Regions from separate parts of the Homo sapiens genome. Here region 1 is linked to region 2. Evidence: read pairs that join two places in POLR2A ChIA-PET (ENCODE). Cell type or tissue: Caco-2. All regions are shown on one strand.

Evidence for each region. ChIA-PET counts read pairs that join two places held together with the same protein. Peaks named below come from ENCODE experiments on the same cell type or tissue, not always from the same donor. Only the 100,000 strongest peaks of a DNase experiment are listed, where the experiment ranks them.
Region 1: POLR2A ChIA-PET joins it to region 2 with 6 read pairs; 3 of 35 experiments call an interaction of 5 or more read pairs at or near these places.

Annotation. Positions count from the first base shown.
Region 1 is chrX:106,715,215-106,717,714 of GRCh38, forward strand. It overlaps a transcript of RNF128 not described here. Among named protein-coding and RNA genes, the nearest start is that of RNF128, 10 kb to the right of the region's middle. In Caco-2, no CTCF peak of the experiment used is centred here; a DNase peak (open chromatin) is centred at 977.
Region 2 is chrX:106,768,037-106,770,536 of GRCh38, forward strand. All of the region lies in intron 1 of RNF128 (ring finger protein 128), which reads left to right. Among named protein-coding and RNA genes, the nearest start is that of TBC1D8B, 33 kb to the right of the region's middle. In Caco-2, no CTCF peak of the experiment used is centred here; no DNase peak of the experiment used is centred here.

The sequences.
Region 1 (2,500 bases), 53 kb before region 2:
ACATTATTTTTTTTAATTTTAGCCATTCTGGTAGGTATGCAGTGATATCACACTGTGATTTTAATTTGCATTTCCCTAATGGCTAATGACATTTAACATCTTTTCGCGTGCTTATTTTCCATCTGTATTTCCTCTTTGGTGAAATGTTTATTCATGTCTTTTATAATCAGACACAAGCATCCAAAATAGGAAAAAGTTCTTTTTACATAGGAATTCAAATAATCAGTGGATAATATGGTTTTACAAAAGAAAGAAATGCTGTTCAATGGGGATTTTTTTTAATTGGCTATCTGCTAAGACAGATGCCCTAACATTAACTCTTACCCCAGTGAAGATGTTTTTGTGGAGGACTAGGAAAATAGGACCCAGGAACAAAACTTGCCTTTCTGATACCTTGACTGTAGACAGAATTGAGAGAATACAACTGGAGATAAAAGAGAGCTTTTAGCAGGTATCAGATTCAATAATTTCATGAATGCATTTTCTAGCAAGTATCTGTAGTGCAGATATTTTATGTCCTTGGTATGCTTTGGATATATTTAGATGTAGTTTGTTGCCTTGTTTTAGGAGTCCAAGTTGTATACCTACCTGGACAGAGAGCTGTCTACTACAGTTCAGGCAGGGCAACAGAATTACCTGCAGGCTAAACTACTCTTCTCCTCATAAAAGAGATTGAATAAAAAGCCTACAATGACAGTCCACTGCCCAGTGAATCAAGACCAACTCCAAAATATGTTATTCAAGGTCAACAAAGCCCTAACCTACCTTTTCTGCCCAATCTCCCACTACTCCTCCTCTGTACTCTAGCCAAATGAAAATACTGTTTCCCAAATCTGCTCTGCTCTGTCCTGACTCTGAGCTTTTGTTACTGCTATATCCTCTACTGAAATACCTTCCCTCACCATTTGTGTCCATCAAAAATCCCACCTATCCCTCAAGGTCCTGCAGTTATCCATGAAACAGCCCCTACTTCCTTGAGTCAGAGGCAAACATTCCTGCCTCTATTCTAGCACAGGACTTTGTACTCCCTCACAGCACTTATCTCTCTGACCACTCTTTTGTTTAAATACCACACCAACGCAATAACATGGATGAATCTCAACTGCATTTTGCTAAGTGAAAGAAGTCAGACACAAAAAGCTACATGTATATGACAATCCAGAAAAGGCAAAAACCATAGGGAAAGAAAACAACTGAGTAGTTACCAGGGATTAAAAGTGGGAAGGGGTTTTGACTATAAAGGCATAGCATGAGGGAGTTTTTGTGGTAATGAAACCATTCTATATCTTGACTGTGATGGTAGTGGTTAAATGACTGTATATATTTGTAAAAACTTATATAACCATATACTAAAAAGGGTGAATTTTACTCTATGTAAATTATACCTCAACAAAAACGTTAGGAAAAAATCATACCAGCTAGGCAGCAAACTAGATAGCCTGCCCTCAAATTCTTGCCAATCATTTACTTGCACTTCAAGTGATGTGCCAGAGCAAGATCTGTGGCTACAAAAAAGATACATGGTCCCTTCTCTCAAGAAACTGTCTCTAATGAAGGAGATAGGCATGTAAGTAAATAAATGCAATATAGTATGAAAGATGCCATATATATTATGTGTAAAATACAGTGAAGAGGTAAAGGAGGAAGTGGTCAGATTGACTTAGATTGTTGAAGGCCTAGAATTCCAGGTTAAGAAATTTATATATTGCCGGTCACGGTGGCTCATGCTTGTAATCCCAGCACTTTGGGAGGCCGAGGCGGGCAGATCACGAGGTCGGGAGATCGAGACCATCCTGGCTAGCACGGTGAAACCCCGTCTCTACTAAAAATATATAAAAATTAGCCTGGCGTGGTGGCGGGCGCCTGTAGTCCCAGCTACTCAGGAGGCTGAGGCAGGAGAATGGCGTGGACCCGGGAGGCGGAGCTCGCAGTGAGCCGAGATCGCCTCACTGCACTCAAGCCTGGGCGACAGAGCGAGACTCCGTCTCAAAAAAAAAAAAAGAAAGAAAGAAATTTATATTGTATTCAATATGCAATGAAAAGTGACATAATCATAGCTAGGTTTTAGAAAGTATAATCTGGCTGTAATATGAAGGATGATTTGGAATAGGGAAGAGACTAAAATCAATTAGAAGGCTATTTACAATAATCTAAAAAAAATTAATATCACTTCTCTTTTCTAGTAGTAGACAATTGAGATCAGACTGTGCTTTCAATTAAAGCTTATATTGCTGATAATCTAGATATGTGAAAGTAAAAACAAAGAGAGGACCCACAGATCTTTTCTTGATACCGTTAATAGGGTTAACTCTTAATTTAACTTGTCGCATTCATGTTTTTATCTTCCCCAGCAAATTTGTAGGACTTTGTAGACAGCAGAAGCTCTAAGAATGTTTATTCTAATGAATAGAGCAGATGAATTTTATTTTAAATCACTGAAACTCCAAAATAGAAAATTATAATACCTCTATGCCCAATGATAGTTACTGCTTACAATTTT
Region 2 (2,500 bases):
AACCAGCCTTGCATCCCAGGGATGAAGCCAACTTGATTGTGGTGGATAAGCTTTTTGATGTGCTGCTGGATTCGGCTTGCCAGTATCTTATTGAGGATTTTTGCATCATTGTTCATCAGGGATTTTCGTCTAAAATTTTCTTTTTTTATTTTCTCTCTGCCAGGCTTTGGTATCAGGATGATGCTGGCCTCATAAAATGAGTTAGGAAGGATTCCCTCTTTTTCTATTGATTGGAATAGTTTCAGAAGGAATGGTACCAGCTTCTCTTTGTACCTCTGGTAGACCTCGGCTGTGAATCCATCTGGTCCTGGACTTTTTTTGGTTGGTAGGCTATTATTTATTGCCACAATTTCAGAGGCTGTTATTGGTCTATTCAGAGATTCAACTTCTTCCTGGTTTAGTCTTGGGAGGGTGTATGTGTCGAGGAATTTATCCATTTCTTCTAGATTTTCTAGTTTATTTGCGTAGAGGGGTTTATAGTATTCTCTGATGGTAGTTTGTATTTCTGTGGGATTGGTGGTGATATCCCCTTTATCATTTTTTATTGCATCCATTTGATTCTTCTCTCTTTTCTTCTTTATTTGTCTTGCTAGTGGTCTATCAATTTTGTTGATCTTTTCAAAAAACCAGCTCCTGGATTCATTGATTTTTTGAAGGGTTTTTTGTGTCTCTATCTCCTTCTCTTCTGCTCTGATCTTAGTTATTTCTTGCCTTCTGCCAGCTTTTGAATGTGTTTGCTCTTGCCTCTCTAGTTCTTTTAATTGTGATATTAGGGTGTCAATTTTAGATCTTTCCTGCTTTCTCTTGTGGGCATTTAGTGCTGTAAATTTTCCTCTATACACTGCTTTGAATGTGTCCCAGAGATTCTGGTATGTTGTGTCTTTGTTCTCATTGGTTTCAAAGAACATCTTTATTTCTGCCTTCATTTTGTTATGTACCCATTAGTCATTCAGGAGCAGGTTGTTCAGTTTCCATGTGGTTGTGTGGTTTTGAGTGAGTTTCTTAATCCTGAGTTCTAGTTTCATTGCACTGTGATCTGAGACAGTTTGTTATAATTTCTGTTCTTTTACATTTGCTGAGGAGTGTTTTACTTCCAACTATGTCGTCCATTTTGGAATATGTGTTATGTGGTGCTGAGAAGAATGTATATTCTGTTGATTTGGGGTGGAGAGTTCTGTAGATGTCTATTAGGTCTGCTTGGTGCAGCGCTAAGTTCAGTTCCTGGATATCCTTGTTAACTTACTGTCTCGTTGATCTGTCTAATGTTGACAGTGGGGTTTTAAAGTCTCCCATTATTATTGTGTGCGTGTCTAAGTCTCTTTGTAGGTCTCTAAGGACTTGCTTTATAAATCTGGGTGCTCCTGTATTGGGTGCATATATATTTAGGATAGTCAGCTCTTCTTGTTGAATTGATCCCTTTGCCATTATGTAATGACCTTCTTTGTCTCTTTTGATCTTTGTTGGTTTAAAGTCTGTTTGATCAGAGACTAGGATTGCTACACCTGCTTTGTTTTTTTTTTTTTTTTTTGCTTTCCATTTGCTTGGTATATCTTCCTCCATCCCTTTATTTTGAGCCTATGTGTGTCTCTGCATGTGAGATGGGTCTCCTGAATACAGCACACTGATGGGTCTTGATTCTTTATCCAATTTGCCAGTCTGTGTCTTTTTCTTTTCAGTCTATGTCTTTTAATTGGAGCATTTAGCCCATTTACATTTAAAGTTAATATTATTATGTGTGAATTTGATCCTGTCATTATGATGTTAGCTGGTTATTTTGCTCGTTAGTTGATGCATTTTCTTCCTAGCATCGATGGTCTTTACAATTTCGCATGCTTTTGCAGTGGCTGGTACCAGTTGTTCCTTTCCATGTTTAGTGCTTCCTTCAGGAGCTCTTGTAAGGCAGGCCTGGTGGTGACAAAATCTCTCAGCATTTGTTTGTCTGTAAAGAATTTTATTTCTCCTTCACTTTTGAAGCTTAGTTTGGCTGGATATGAAATTGTGGGTTGAAAATTCTTTAAGAATGTTGAATATTGGCCCCGACTCTCTTCTGATTTGTAGAGTTTCTGCCGAGAGATCCGCTGTTAGTCTGATGGGCTTCCCTTTGTGGGTAACCCGACCTTTCTCTCTGGCTGCCCTTAACATTTTTTCCTTCTTTTCAACTTTGGTGAATCTGACAATTATGTGTCTTGGAGTTGCTCTTCTCAAGGAGTATCTTTGTGGCATTCTCTGTACTTCCTGAATTTGAATGTTGGCCTGCCTTGCTAGATTGGGGAAGTTCTCCTGGATAATCTCCTGAAGAGTATTTTCCGACGTGGTTCCATTCTCCCCGTCACTTTCAGGTACACCAATCAGACGTAGATTTGGTCTTTTCACATGGTCCCATATTTCTTGGAGGCTTTGTTCATTTCTTTTTACTCTTTTTTTTCCTCTAAACTTCTCTTCTTGCTTCATTTCATTCATTTGATCTTCAATCACTGATACCCTTTCTTCCACTTGATCA